Regions from separate parts of the Mus musculus genome. Here region 1 is linked to region 2. Evidence: chromatin loops called from intact Hi-C (ENCODE). Cell type or tissue: heart. All regions are shown on one strand.

Region 1 (8,000 bases), 140 kb after region 2:
CTACAATGTACTTACATATAATAAATAGATAAATCTTAAAAAAAAAAAAAAAAAAAAAAAAAAGAAAACCATTTAAAAATTCTAACACTTACACACAAACTTGCCGCCAAAGAGAATTCCAGGGAAATACTAATCATCTCCAATGAATCCCTGCTGATTCATGCCTGATACAGAATAGACACAGAATTCCTCCTTTAAGGATAGCTTAATTGGGAATTACTTAATATGGCGCTCAGATTTGAATAGTCTGTGGATCAACTTTGTTCGGAAACTATTGCATGTCTTTCTCCACTGGGAGTCTGGAGGACTCTCCTTAAACTGTTTTCTGTGGAACCCTTTGAGGTCCTTTCTTACATCTGTCCCCTCCCCCCCAGAGAGTTTTGAATATCCTGCTCTGCCTATATTTTAGATAAGAGCACTGGAACCATGACTGATGGGTTTCCTCAAGAAGCCTGTCTGATTGGTTTTGACAATAAGATACATCGTTTGTTGATCTTTTTGCTGCAGTTGTGTTTTGCCTTTGATGTGCTAATTCTCTATCTAAATGGGTCCCTTGGCTTACCCTTTGGAAGCAAAGCACAGTAATAAAACAGTTACACAATGGCGACTCCCCTGAAATGACATTTAAGTGTATTGAATTGTTATCGACTTCTATTTTATATAAGAGCGTTTCTGTTATATCTATTAGCATTTTTTGTTCTAAGATTCTGCATATTTCCTCTCTTTTGGCAAAAGCAAATGGCTCTCATAGAGCAACTTACAGAATTACAAAAAAATAATGCTCTGGTAAAGAATATGCGTTGCAAATAGTCATTGCTTCATTTACATATAAATGGATGGGGAACAGACTTTGAGAAATAACTCAAGGGTTATAAACAACAACAAAAACATAAGTAGATAAGCTATTTTCTATCCTTTTGGTTTTTGGAGCTAGGATCTTCTACTGTAGCCCAGGCTGGCCTGGAAAAGAAGACAGTCCTCCTATCTCAGCCACCTGAGCCCAGGGATTACAAATCGAGTACCACACCCAGCTTCTCTTTTTGTGTGTGCACATGTGGGCACCCAGGCCATAGCTTGTGGGGAGAGGGCAGCTCTCAATTTCCACCTGATTGAGGCAGGGTCTCTCTCATTTCTGCTGAGACCAGTTGCACAGTTGTACATCCCAGGCTAACTGGCCCAAGAGCTTCCAGCCAATCTGCTGTTCCCACCTCCCATTTCCTTGCAGGATTTCAGGATTACAGGCTTGCCACATCTAGCTTTATATTCATCATGTAGGGACTGAACTCTGATCCTCAGGCCTGCCAGGTTATCACCTTTGCCTCTTAAGTCATCATCTCAGCTTCTCCCAAGTTTTTTTTTTTTTTTTTTTAATGTATTTTCATACAGAAATTCTTAACCTTATCAAGTTTAGAAAATCCTGAGCTCTTAAGAGTAATAAAAGTGTGGTTTTGCAGGCTGTCAACATGAGCGACCCATTTTGAGTGATTTATTCCAAATTCAGACATTCTGTAGGCATAGGAATCTCCGGTATAAATCCATGAACTCTTGGGCCTTTTCTCTTCAAAGCCGGAGTGAAAATTTTATTGCTTTTACAGTAAACTGTGAAAATTACTGGCAGATGTGGGGACCTGGGATCTTTGTTTTTATGAAGCTCCAACTCAAGTGGCTGCAAGACATTTATACCAAATGAAATTCCCCGAGGCTCCTTATTTTTTCCTACTTTAAAAGCAGTTAATAACTTGGGACAATTACACACACACGCACACACACACACACACACACACACACGTATCTCTATCTATGTATCTATGTATCTATGTATGTATCTATCTATCTTTGAATGTATTGTTGTTGGCACATAGCCATCCACCTTTCCCTTAATCTCTTACTAACTTGGGGAAAGAAAGATCAATCATTTACTCAGTGACTCAAAGGGTTCCCCCTCCCAACTGTTACTTCAGTTTGTCTGTTGTTTCTTTGGGACTTGAAGCAAACAGCATCGAAGTGAAAACTGCATCTAAGTAATTCTCCTGGAGCCTTTTGGTCACTAGTGTTCCTTAGCCCCGCCCCCTTTTCATTAGTCTACGCTCAGTTGAAGATTTCTGACAGGCTTTTCTTCTTTTTGGTTTCTGTGCATCTATTGGAGAGACTTCCAACTTAAAACGGAATAAAAAACCAGCACTGGGCTTTATCGCTTTTCCTTGCTTCGTTTTTATCTTCCACCTACTTTTGCATGGGCATGTTTTAACCAAGGGGATGAAGGAGCGTTCTTCTACCTTCTCCACAGAAGGGAACAGTGGTCAAAAGGGACAGTGTTTAACTTTCTTCTGCATAAAAGAATCCACTGTTTTGATTAGTTATTATAGGGAAAAAGGAAATCAAAACGAATTTGGTCCCTTCACAATCTACACTCAGTGCTGCTATAGAACTGTCCCTCCACCCTCCACTGCACATTGCCTAGAAAAGGATCGCATCTATTCCCGAATGACCTAATGATTACACCAAGGTGGCTCACTGAAAACCTTCCACTAAGTCACACTGCATCAAATGGTGCTAAGTTTAAGTAGGCCACCTAGGTGCACCCCAAGAAACAACACCCTTCTATTCCCTTTCATTCACAGGAAAAATTTCACCTTTTAGAATCACGTTCCCGCAATGGCGTGAAAATACAGTCCACCTGAAACTCATCAATCCGGGACTAGGGGATCCCAAATATTGTTATTTGCTCCTTAAACCACCGGCAGCCACCCTGCTTAACACCTAGAGGCCGACCCAACACTTCCGGCATGATGATGTGCTAGAGTGCAGACTCCATCATTTAAGATCCCACGGCTGTGGGGTGACTCTTCACATTTGCAGTCCCCCTCCACTTGTCCGCCACGACTCCTAAGGACGCCGCCCTCACGGGCTGGGTATTTGATCTGGGGGCCAAGCGTTTCCAGACTTTTGTCCTCTGGCCCGAGCGGGGAGCAACGCCCGCGTCCCAGGCGCCAACGAGACCCGTGCGGGGAGCAGCCGCGGGGCCCCACCTGTCCGTCCTGAACCCTGCGGCTCGTCCTTGCGGCCGGTGCTGCGCCTGCGGCTGGGGCACGCGCCTCGGACACCGGTACGGGGCGGCAGTTGGCCTCGGGGGGCATAGCCCGGCGCCCGCAGACTGCGCCGAGACCCCGGCGACCCGGCGTTCCCGGCCGCGCGAGCGCGCTCGGTTGGTGCGCGCGCCGCTCCGCCCCGCCCGCCCGGCGCGCGCCCCCTGCGCGGCCGGGGTGGATCCAGCGCACTCCCCTCCCCCGAGCGCCGGCGGCAGGCGCTGAATGAGAGACGCCGACTGCTCGGTTGGGCGAGCGATTGCCTCGGAGCCGCGGGCGAAGCGGAGGCGACGGCCGCGGCTGCACAGGTCGGCGTGGCGTGCGGGCGTGTGGGGAGGCGCGGGCAATGGCGGCGGCGGCCGCGGTGCGCGGCGCGGGAGGGCGGGCTGCGGGTCGCTCGCGGTCCCGCGGTGGCGGAGGCCCCGGCGTCGCCTCAGCCTCTCAGGTGAGCCGGGGCCGGGCCCCGCCGCGCCAGCCACACCCCCTCTCGGCCGGGGCGCCTGCACCCCCGTCACCGAGCCGAGGCGGGTGACCTGTTGCGGGGCCGAACCGCCCGCGGAGCGCGGGGTGAGCGGCGCCGCGGCGGCGGAGGCCGCGTGCGGACACGGAGGGGGGTCCCGCACCGCCGCGCTAGCTGCCCGCAGCGCCTGGGATTCCTTTGCTGTGTGGGCTTAGGCGGGCTCGTAAACACCGGGCTCGGGGAGGCGATGGGGAGCTGACCTGGAAGGGAGCCCGGACCTGTGCGCTGCCGCCGCGGCTCCCCGCCCCCCTCGAAGCGCTTTTCCTGCCGCCGTGTGCGGTGTAGACGCAGGCGGGTTTCAGGGTGCGTGGGCGTGTTTGGGAAGAAGCTGCGAGCTGATAGGAGGTACCTTAGTGCGAATGTTAATTTGTTTGAGCTGGGAGGGGTGAGGGAGGAGGAAGAAAGGGGCCTGTTGGTGGCCGTGGAGGAGGGGCGTTTGCAACCCCAAATCCCTCTGCAGAAAGCGCTCTCCACCGAAAGCATCCAGCGTCTTTTGTTTAAGATCGGAGGATGAAAGCACGGGCGGCAGTTAATTGAGCCTTTCCTCGTAGGTGCTCTGCATCCCCTCCCCACCCCCACACCCCGTCTTAGTACGCTGAAGTAGCTATAGAGCTTTGTTTCGGTGTTGGTGTTTGTTTATGAGTTGACTTTGGCGTTGTTTATGTAATGTTTACCATCCGGTGTACTCGAGGTCGTGTGTCTTTGAAGATGACCATTCGAATTTTGTGGAACTTTTCATTCCTTGCATGAGAGAGTACCGCAGTGCCACAGTTCGTTAACTTGCAAACTGTAAAAGCCTGTCCCACCCAGATATGATTGTTCGGGCTGTAGCATCATAAATGTAGTAAGTGTAATACTGTTACTGCAGGAGTGGGATTTGTAACCAAACAGTATTATTTTAATAATAATAACCTCTACTGAATGTGTGTAGTCATGAAGCTTCAAAAATGTGGAAAATTGCTTGTCTTAGCCACATGTATATATTAAATGTGTCTATTAGAGTTCCCATGAATGGTTTAAGTATAGTTATTTGAGCTTAAATTCTGGCATAGTAATTTTAAAATAGTAAAACCCAGTCCATTCTATCTCACCATGCATTGATTTCAGGAATTTGACTTTTTCTGCAAATACTGTTCTCTATCTTTTATTCACCAGATTGCAGCAGAAGTTGAAAGATCTGCTTGTGTGTCAAGATCCTAGTATACTTTTTGATATTACAGTATCAGGGAGGATACACCCAAAAATTCTGAGAGAAAATAAAATTTAAAAGATAGCTATGAACCAGACATGTGTGAGTAATGAATGCAATTTGTGTGCATTTTAAAAACGAGCTTACAATTAAAATTGGGGCAGTGGTTGCCTTTGGTGAAAGATGGCTTTGTTGGTAATAATAATTTGATTGCAACTTGAAACTTTTTTTTTTTTTTTTTTTTTTTTGAGGCAGAGCCTCACTATGTAGCTCTAGCTGTCGGTGGAATTCACTACATAGACCAGGCTGGCTTCTAACTGGCTGAGATCTGCCTGACTCTGCCTATGAGGAGTTGGGATCAAAAGCTCCTTTTAAGCTCTTGTCCAGAGGGTCAATTCTTCTAAACACACAGAGTATCTCCGCGTCCCGCTGTGTCCTGATGGGTGTGGAGGGGATGCTGCAGCGCACAAACGCACACGTGCTGTGATGGAGATAAAGTCATCAGTGGGCAGCTCTGTTAGTGTAGAAGTGAAAACTCAGGATGCCTTTTGAGTTAGGATACTGCTTGCATTTTTCCTTCTGAGGATAGAAGGAACTGTTAGTGAATAAAAGCATCAAGACAGTTGTCTTAAACTGTGCTTGTGTTTATACACACTAGGTATCCGGCTTCCAAACATATCTAAATATTACTCTACCTGGAGTCAGAGGGTGTGTGGTTTATATGTGGCTAGACAATTAATCTGTTGGTTTATATACTTAAATGAAATGTGTGCTGATATTCTTGTCTTGGTATTTACTTGTTTGTAAGAGTCTTCAGGAGAAGTAAGCCGACATCCCCCCAGGGAAATGGCATTCTACCCGTCTGTTAAAGAAAAATCTTACTGGATTCCAAGGGGCTGATGAGAAGAGATTAGTTTATGCTCTGATTAATAATCATGGTGACATGCATTGGTGTAGATCTTTGTAGATTTCAGAGCTTTAAAAGTATTTACCCTACGCAGGCATTAGTCTCTCCACTTCAGAGTGGGAGGCCAGCTATCAGTAATCATACAGGGATCCCAGGCCTAGACTGTTGTTTCTAGAGTGTGATGTGCCCAGTCCCATCCTGTCCCCCCCCCCCCCCCACTCCCCCGGTCTCTGGAGTGGAGACTTTGGGAAAATGCACAGCTGGGGACTTAGTGTACTGCTAGCTTCCAGAAGTTTCTAAGGAGTTTTTAACCGCTAATCTATTATTTGAAATTGCCTTCCTTTTCTCTAAAGCTCTGCTTTCCTTTGATATGGAAAACGAACACATACAAGCTTTTGAGAATAAAATACATTAAAATGGATCCTGTGTTTTGAATATTAGCTTTTGTTTAATGTTTGCTTTTGAGATAGTTACTTTTGTCTGCACTTCACACTTTTTATAGTTATCTAGTATTCAATGAAAACATAATTCAGATAGCTTGAAATAGGTCCCGTGGAAAAAAGTGAGTTTATGGCATTACTCCTTAATTACTTCCTTAAGTGTGTTTTAAATTCCCATTAGTTCCTTGTTAATGAGAGAATGAAGATTGGATATGATAAAACTTCAGTATTTTTAAATTAATCTGTACTCTTTCATGCTTTATAGTTTTATTTTCTTTGGTTCTCAAGTTTTATTCACGACCTCATTCTAAATATTCCAGATGGGTTTTATTCATCAACCTCCTCTGCCCTCCTCCCTCTTCCTTCTCCCCTTTCCCTGCCCCCTCCTCCCTTCTTAGAAAAGTACCTCACACTTGAAACAATGTCCAGTTATTGGTCAGAGATTATGACCAGAGAGTAAAATAATTGACATTAAATGATATGACTACTTTGTTCTTCTTTTAAACGTTGCTACTTGAACTTATACAGTTAAAAGTTACCCTGTAAGACTTTTGGTAAAAGCTTTGGTCCCTTGCCTCATGTCTTCATGGTCTCCTTCCCAGGTCCTGCTTACAGAGCAGCAGTTCTTGGTACTCCGGCTGCTTCTTGCCGTACCTTGTGTCTGTCTTCTTTCTTCTGGCACAAGTGCATGGTTCTGCAGTTTTATTTTTCAACTTTAGATTTATATATATATATATATATATATATATATATATATATATGTGTGTGTGTGTGTGTGTGTGTGTATGTATGTATGTATGTGTATATATATATATATATATATATATATATATATATAAAATTTATTTATATAAGTACACTGTTATTCTCTTAGACACACCAGAAGAGGGCATCGGATTCCATTACACAGATGGTTGTGAGCCACCATGTGGTTGCTGGGAATTGAACTCAGGACCTCTGGAAGAGCAGTCAGTGCTCTTAACCGCTGAGCCATCTCCAGCTCCAACCTCAGATTTTTTACAGTGCCTTTGCTTTAGGATTCCTGTGGTACCTTGACCGTCCTCTGTTGTCTTCATGTGTTTTGATGCCATGCTTTTGATTACACGTTCGTTGTTTACATTATTATGGCTCTGTAAATACGTTTAACAGTTGTACATTGCAGTATACTATGATTAAATTTCTTGGCTTTAGATTGTTTTCTTTTGTAATTTTACTCACTTTCTTATTTGCCTTTACCCTTTTCTATAGTCTATCCAAATCTACAAACACATAGGGTGATAGGTATTCAAACTTTTAAAAAATTGGGAAGGACCTCCTAAGCCCTCTGTCTTTGCTCAGATCTGCAGTGCTGCTCTGTGCTGGATCTGCGCAGCCCATCTGTAGCTTCTCATCATCGCACGTCTGACAGGTGTCCTGTCTGACTGCATTGGAGCCTGTGCTCTGGGTTAATGTCCCATTCCCCACCCCACCCCACCCCACCCCCTTCCCGTTTTCAGTTTTTCTTGTTTGAGTGAGTTGCATCTTTTGTTGACTTTAAGATGTCTCACACTCTTGCGCGCGCTCGACTGGCCAGGAAGAACGACGCTGCAACAGGATCCTTCTGCACACATTTATTGGGAGAGCTTGATTGTAGAGGCGAAAAGACCTCGAGCCCAGAACTGGTGCTGCTTTTATAGGCCTAGGAGGGGCGTGTCTCACACCCGGATTGGTTATGCACTAAGCCTCATTTGCATGTTCCTCATCTGATTGGCTACTCTCAGTACCTTACAGAACCTCATTATCATACCTCATTTGCATGTCTCACATCTGATTGGTTATACTCTCAGTACCTGACAGAACCTCATTATCATGCCTGGGC
Region 2 (8,000 bases):
GAAGGTCGTGGGTCTATGAGGACTGACCTCCTGCTGAGCCCTGGGCCGTGATCCAATCCCAAGTGACACCCAGCACTAACCCAGCAGACCAGATTCCAACCCCGTGCAACAAATCCTCTCCCGCTGGATCAGTGTCTGGCACCGGTGTCACAGAAGGACATTCAGCTAGTGAGTTGGGACAGAGATTCAAGCATAACTGTCAGGAGCTATGGCCAGCCACAGGGGCTAGGCTGAAAAGCACTGTGTTAACAGTGGCAAGTTCTGGGGAATTGGTTCACTCGGTTATTTTGCTCTGGCACTGGGTCTCTCCCAAAAGCATCCCCTCACGGGGCCAGCAGAAGCCTGTCATGCGCCACCACTAAGACTGACTTTCAGCCCTACCTGTGAGCTTTGTGCCTAAGTAGGCCTTGCACCCTGTGCTCCCTCTGCCTCAGTGTGACCCCACCTCTGCCTCAACCCCTACAGGCTTGCCCACTGTCCACCCATCTGCTCAGTGGTGCTGGTGGCTCCCTAGCACTGGGGTCCCCTTGGATCTGCCTTTTTGAAGAGCTTCCCACAAGGCGTGGCCTGACATCATTGCTGCTGCATAATCAATGATGTAGCCACTAATCAATGAAAGGTTGCAAGCACATCCCACCTACAGCTGGGAACCAGGCCTGATACAAAATTGTAAACTTACCTAAAACTTTGAGGTTTCTTGGGGTGGGGGGGGGGGGCGTGATTTTAAAAAATGACTTTTTTGGCCTGTTTTCTGAGCATGAACTTGGTGATGCTGTTGTGTTATAATGGAAAAGGGTTGAACAAATCTGGAATAAGCAAATTGGATTTATATAAAGGCAGAGTAAGGAGGCTAAGACCTGTGGGCTCAGAACTGGGACTATTTCAGATACGAGGAGGGCAGGACAAGGTAAGATGGACACACAGAGTCGCAGTGAGGAGTGGTAGGGCTGGACTGTCCTTCAGGGATGGGTTGCTGAGAGCTCTGAAGGTAGGAGGTGCTTTAAATATTTACCCATGGACTCTGTCCCACCAGAACTTGAAAGGGCTGGCTGTGCCAAGTGCGATCATTAATTGCAGGATTGGAGAAACATGGCGGCTCTGGGAAAGGCCCAGGAAATAATAACTGTCATTGGTTGGGGGGCTGGAGCTCAGGGCAGCAGCCGTTTATCAAGCAGTGTGAACGTGGCTCACTATATTTAACTGTGACATGGTAAGGTGTGTGCACCCGTGGGATGTCTGTGCTTGTGACTCGGCACTGACCCAGGCTCAGATTGACCCGTGAGTGGCTGAGCGCAGTAATCAGAGAGACAAACCTCACCTTTGTCTGCTTCACGCTCGAGAGCTCCTGTTTATCTCCCTTCTTGAAAAGATGCTATGTCCCAGAGCAGTAGAGAGGCCCTTAGCGCCCTAACTTATGAAATGCTGGGTGTCTCTATTCTGGCCCAACCAGTCCCTTCCACCAGCAAGCATTCCAGGCCCCACCCAGAAGCAGCTCAGAGCCTTCTCTGTGGCCTCCGGGTCTGAGACTGTCTTCTTTGTGAATCAGTCTTTGCCGATCGATAGTAGTGAAGTTGAAAGGAATTCCAGTAATGCCAGGAGCATGAATCTAGACTTGCAAAGCTGCATTCAGGGCCAAAGAAAGCACAGGGTTGTCTATGGTACATGATGGCTGTTGCTCTGATCTCTGTAATTAGACATGTCCTTTGTGCAACCCACTGCAAAGAGGCTCCAAGGCTGTGTGAGAAAGAAGCCTTCCTCCTGCAGAGGGCACAGTGGTTCAAGCCTTCCTCCTGCAGAGGGCGCCGTGATTCACGGGGAGCCACTGAGAAGGGGCAAGAGTCCTTCCTGCAGGAACAGAGGAGAAGCCCAACACTATTCTGACATAGCAGCATGAGTTTGGCTGTGTGGGGAGTCCGGTTCAGCCCATGCTATGAGATCTGAGGTTAGGAGGCTGTCTTAGCAGGAATGGGACATTCTAATACAGACTCTCCCAGGACATCATCAGGGGAAATCTGGCGACCTCAGTGAGGGAGACGTAGGCCCTAGGACAGACTGGCAGCAGGAGAGGTGGGCAAGACTAAGTTACAGAAGTGCAATAATTAAGATGGGACACAGAATGCTGCCAGGGGCTTGTTGCTAGTGCTGAAAACGGGTCTTCCCCATGACCTTTATGGTGCATATCCCCACTTGGATTGTACAGGATAGGACGTCTGCAACTGTGCGAGGAAAGGGAGAAGGGACTGACCTTCAGGACTCCCTTGCAAGGGTTCTTTCAAACACAGTGGCTAGAGAGATGGCTCAGCAGTTAAGAGTGAACACTGCTCTTCCAGGGGATCCAGTTCAGTTCTCTCCCAAACAGAAAGACAGCCGGAAGCCACGCAGCCCCAGGGAAAGGGTCCCCATGTGCTAGAGAAGCCATGTGGGTAGCGGAAACCGGGATGTGCAAGTCTTGTCTTCACACCTGGAGAATATCCGGAGAGAGGCAACACCTCACAGGTGAGAAAAGAGGTTCAAGGCTCTGAGTTCATCTTTCTGACCCTCACGGGGCAAAAACAACCATAAAACTGCAAAAATAACACTTGCGGGGTAGCCGGCCGAGAGGCTGTGCTCTGCACGCGTACGGCAAATGTCTTGATTCTTAACCCTCCAGGGAGACTCAGTTCTTGACTTGTGGAGGTCCTGCATCAAAGGTTGAGAAGTGTATTATGTGGCTGGTGATGGAGGCTTCCTTCCTGACTGATGCAGTCTCCAGAGTGGGGTGGGGCAGGGGCGTGTGAATGCTCTTAAGTCTGTATACCCATGAGACATTTGTGGAACAAGAGTAGTGTCTTCCTGGGGTCCTCTGAGGAGAACATTTCCTAAGCATTACCTCATCCCAACTCCCGGAGAACTGACAGGATGCCTAAGATTTGCCTCCATGCCATTGTTCTAGGCCTGGCATCCCCTCTACATCCCCACTAAAGGGTCGCTCTCCACAAGGATATTTACAAGGCATCTCTGAACACACTCAGACTGGAAGGTGTCACTCCTCTTTCCTGGCAGTGAAACCCATTCATTTCCCATCCTCCCTGACAGTTCTGTCTCAGATAATAACTCCCCTCTTTTACCAAGAGAGAGAACCGGGTGGGTGAGATGGTTCAGTGGGTCAAGGTGCTTGCTGCCAAAGCTAAAAGCTTGAGTTTGAACTCCCAGGACCTCCATGGTAGGAGAAGAGTACCACCTCTGAAAAGTTATCCTCTGACCTATACAGCCATGCCACCGCACACCTAAATGAATAAATAAGTCAATAAAACAAATAATTAAATAATTGTAGTTTGGCATTTTTTCAAAAGAGGGAGCCTGACGTAGCAGTACTCTCTTGTAATCTCTCCAGTTGATAGCTGTGTGACTTCATACAAACTTTCTGTGCCTCAGTTTCCTCACCTGTAGAATGGGGACAATAATACTTAGCTCATAGAAATGCTTTGAAATTTAAAGACTTAAAAACTGTGCAAAGGGTTTTGAATTTTATTCGGCTAACAGTGGGTGTCAGCTTGTTCTACTCAAAACACTCAGGACAATCTATCCCACCCGTCCTTTGATTCTTCTTCCCTTATTTACACACCCAAATTCACCAGCAATTTCCATTCTTCCGATTCGAACCTCACCTGACTCTACGACTTTCGCGCGCGCGCGCGCGCGCGTGTGTGTGTGTGTGTGTGTGTGTGTATGTGTGCGCGCGCGCGCACGCGCACGCGTTGTATGTGTTCATTTGTTTGCACGTGTATGCATGAGCACGTGAGAGGTCAGAGGTTGGGGGAAGAGCTTGGATCACTGGGGTGTACTCTTAAGGAGACCCAAGGTCCCCAGCTTTTGCCATGAGATGCCATGCTGCTTTACCACGGCCTCAGGACGCAGCCCCACCTCTGAGGGCCCAAACCTCTGAAACAGCAGAATGAGTCTTCCCGAGGCTCCCACCCACTGCAGAACTGGATACCAGGTGGAGTGGCGATCTAGGCCGGCTCTCCTCGCTGAGTGCCACTCTGGCCGCCAGGTGGCGCTGCAGCACACTGGGGTGTTGCAGAGATGCACTTGTGGCTGCCTGAGTTCCGGTGCCAGCTGGCAGCATCCTCCGCCTAGGAGAGGATTCCCTTCTTTTCACTGTTCCCGTAGGTAGGCAAAGTTAGCAACGTAGAATAACCCTTCTCTTCTTGAAGGCTGAAAAAGAAAAGCCAGGAGCCCTTGGCATGGCCACCCTTGCAGGAGGCAGGTGTGGATGAGTCGCTTCCACTCAATGGGCATCCAGGACTAGAGTAAAGGGCAAGGACGGCTTGGAGACTAATCGCTGCCTGTGTGTAATGTTTAACCCAGAGCCGCAAGCTTCCATGTAGTAATAGTAATAGTCCTGAAGACGTCCAACTCTACCCTGGGCTGCCAGTGAACTGGCCTAGGACATGGGAAGTAGTGAGAATTTGAAGTCCATTGACATAAGTGTCACTAGCTGTACTATTGGCATTACCGCCACTGCCGTTTCTTTTCCCTGGAGGCAAGGGGAAGGCGTTTCAGGAATAACATTGGTTTATTCCTAGCATAAGAACCAGAGGAATGATAGTGCTGTGTGTTCTGGGCCACTTTTTTTTTGGTTTTTCTAGACAGGATTTCTCTGTATAGTCCTGGCTGATCCTGGAACTCACTCTGTAGACCAGGCTGGCCTCGAACTCAGAAATCCACCTGCCTCTGCCTCCTGAGTGCTGGGATTAAAGGCGTGCGCCACCACGCCCGGCTCTGGGCCACTATTCTAATGTGTTGTGTCCTGAAGTATGCCCTGGGAGAATGCCAGGATCAAGGCATGCATGCAGTTCCGATATCGCCCACGAGGTGGCGCAGGCCCCTGCGCTCTGTCCTGGGATTACAGAATTGATTTTAGCTAGGCTGGGCCAGTGAGTTAAATCGAGCACTAGACAGGCGTTTGGGGTCGTAGGCAAGTGAAGAGCTGTCTCCGCCCCCCCCCCCCCCCTTGGATTTGAGTCTCACAGAACAGTCACGGAGACCATTAGTTTTCCCAGGCCTCAGATGGACCAGAAGTGGGTTCAGGAGGGTGATGGGGTGAGATGACACAGTGGATCTGTAGTCAAAGCTAGACCTTAGGGTCAACTTTTGCTTTGATCTCTTGGCTGTATACCGCTTACTTCCAGAGCACCATCTCTGGGTTCTGACGCTTCTGGATCCATTTATAGCCTTTTTGTCCCCTTCCTGAGCCCTGGCAGTTTCCCCTCCTCCCCCTCCTCCCCCTCCTCCCCTTCCTCCTCCTCCTCCTCGCCCTCTTCCCCCTCCTCCCCTGCTTGGCCTCTCTGGTCAAGTGAGTGAGCCCGTCAGAAAACAGTATCCTTATTAGTGTTGAGACCTCCAACACCAGACAAATCCTGCTGTAAGGAAATCCCCGCTCCCTCCCATTCTCAGAACCTGTGTCCTGGGACTTCAATTCTTTTTCTTAAGCGCAGTTTTGCTCTGAGCCAGAGGTGTCTCCTCCAGTTCTCTGAGCCTCAGAAATCCCAGACCTCAGGGCTGTCAATCACTATTTCTTTATTCAGCATACCTTTTGAGGAATCAGAATAGATTCCTCCACCCCAACCCCGTTGGGTAGCGGTGATGGAAGCTAGGGTCTTCTACATGCTGGATAAGCTACAGTCAGCTACAGCCTCAGGCCTTGACTAATAAAGATTGATTTATTTAATGTATGTGAGTACACTGTCACTGTCTTTAGACAACCAGATGAGGGCTTTGGATCCCAATATAGATGGCTGTGAGCCACCATGTGGTTGCTGGGAATTGAACTCAGGACCTCTGAGAAAGTAGCCACTGCTCTTAACCACTGAGCCATCCCTCCAGCCTGCGATTTTTTTTTTTTTTAATTAGAAAATGCCTCAATATCTTTATCTATGGGTAAAAGTTTACAGTCACTTGTCTGGGTACTTTTCTCTCGCAGCGTGCTCTTCCTTATAGAATAGAAGGTTGGCTGATGAGCCAAGACTTCCAGTCTGGGGGTTTTATTTTTTGCATGATGAAAGCAATGTGGTATCATGGCCCTGCTAGCACAAGGAGTGATCTCTGGGGAAATGAGTCACCAGCACCTCCCTCCGGGTGGCTGTCCTCCCCCACCCTGGGGACGGGATGCACTGTACAGGAGGGAATCTTTGCAAGGCATTAACAATCTGGAGACAGAATGCAGCAACCAGGCCAGCCTGGCCTGTTGTTTTCACGCTTTGAGGGAGAAGTGAGAAATGCAAACCGGTCTCTTCACCTTCCCCGCAAATACAGGGCAGCCTTGCGCTAAGTCTCCTCTGATTTCATCTCCCTGGACACAAGCTGCCCAGTCGCACAGAGTCAAATCCAAACAAAAGATGACCGTCCATGCAGCTCCTCGAGGACCGGGGTTCTCTGAGTACATCGAAAGCAAGGGGGTGGGGGTGGGAGGTGGAGGGGAGGGGGTTGGGGGTGGGGAGGGGCCACGCCCAAGTTCTCACTGTGTCTAGAGACCCCTGGTCACACAGGCGAGGTACAGTTCAATCATACCCCAAAATTGGTTTTAAAGTTAAATTAGGTGTTGGGGCTTCAGGAGAGAGAGAGAGAGAGAGAGAGAGAGAGAGAGAGAGAGAGAACGAGCGAGAGCGCACGGCTGTCTCTGGTTTAAGGGCGCTCAGCTTGCTAAGGCTGCAGAAACTACAGAGAATATGTTTCCTGGCTCCCTCCCAGGCCACGGTCTCCTCAGGCCCCACCACAGGACCACACCTCCCTGCACTGACATACTGCTAGGTGCCAGCCACATACCCAATGCTTTAGTTCCCACAACTATCCCAGAGTTCTTGTCTGCAGATGAAGGCCAGGCCAAAGGATGCTTCTATTTGTCACCTCCATCAGATTAGTCTGTAGGCAAGCCTGTGGGGGCATTTTCTTTTCTCTTTTCTTTTCTTTTCTTTTCTTTAAAGATTTATTTTATTTAATTTATGAGTACATTGCAGCTGTCTTCAGACACACCAGAAGAGGGCATCAGATCCCATTACAAATGGTTGTGAGCCACCATGTGGTTGCTGGGATTTGAACTCAGGACCTCTGGAAGTGTTCTTAACTGCTGTGCCATCTCTCCAGCCCAGGCATTTTCTTGATTAATGATTGATGTGGGGTAGCCCAGCCCCTCTCGGGGTGGTGCCCCTCCCTGAACAGGTGGTCCTGGGTTGTATAATAAAGCAGGCCGAGGAAGCCATGGGGAACAAGGCAACGGGCAGCATTCTTCCATGACTTCTGCTTCAGTTCCTGCCTCTGGTTCTGCCCTGATTTCTCTTGGTGATGGACTGTGACAGGGACGTGTTAGCCAAATAAACATTGTGCTCCACAAGTTGGCTTAGGTCTGTGTTTTATCATAACAACAGAGAACCAAACGAGGACAAAGGCTGGCAGACTGGCTCCAAGTCACAGTGTCACACTAACTGTGCTGTCCTTCACCTGGGTGTCCTGGGTATCTGGGACATCAAGCATGATGGTGGGTAAATGTGTAAACAGTGGAAGAGCCTGTCTAACTGCAGTGACTCACGGTCCACACCCTCGCTGGTCCATCATAACCTTCAAAGCTGAAAAGCCAGGGCAGGGCTGGGGTGTAGCTCAGTGACAGAGCATTTGTTTGACATGGGCCAAGCCCTCAGTTTAATCCCAGCACAGAGAGAAAAGAAAAGACCAGGACACCCAAGAACTGCTGTGTCCCCACCCCGCCTGCATCCCTTCTGAAGCTGTTTAAGCTGCTTACCATTCGTACCCTTCACCAAAGAATAAACTCCACAGTCATGAGCATAAACAGCGCCGTTCTGTCTTGTGGTCTAGAATGCAGGATAGACAAGCAACTAAGGACAGCCACAGGGCACCTCAGAATTTATTTTCTAAATCATGGAGAAAGAATCTCAGGTTGGTATTGTAGAGACAGAGACAGAGAACTCAAACATGCCCACTCTGTCGTGCCCTCTCATGACGGT

Evidence for each region. A loop is a pair of places that touch in the nucleus more often than their neighbours do. Peaks named below come from ENCODE experiments on the same cell type or tissue, not always from the same donor. Only the 100,000 strongest peaks of a DNase experiment are listed, where the experiment ranks them.
Region 1: a loop joins it to region 2, with 3 times the contacts of the local background. A loop is called at or near these places in 8 of 42 quality-filtered maps.

What each region holds. Positions count from the first base shown.
Region 1 is chr1:156,934,883-156,942,882 of GRCm38, reverse strand. Ralgps2 (Ral GEF with PH domain and SH3 binding motif 2) reads left to right here and starts at 3,257. Exons shown (of 19, transcript NM_001159967.1): 1 at 3,257-3,394. It overlaps 4930439D14Rik (a long non-coding RNA gene), which reads right to left and starts at 4,089. Exons shown (of 2, transcript XR_003948625.1): 1 at 3,825-4,089; 2 at 2,688-3,756. In heart, no CTCF peak of the experiment used is centred here; DNase peaks (open chromatin) are centred at 3,252 and 3,892; H3K4me3 peaks cover 2,806 bases; H3K27ac peaks cover 2,148 bases.
Region 2 is chr1:157,073,306-157,081,305 of GRCm38, reverse strand. The region is part of intron 1 of Gm30568 (a long non-coding RNA gene); the gene reads left to right. Among named protein-coding and RNA genes, the nearest start is that of Gm30568, 4.3 kb to the left of the region's middle. In heart, CTCF peaks have their summits at 1,786 (motif pointing right) and 4,838 (motif pointing right); DNase peaks (open chromatin) are centred at 4,075 and 4,845; H3K4me3 peaks cover 408 bases; H3K27ac peaks cover 1,170 bases.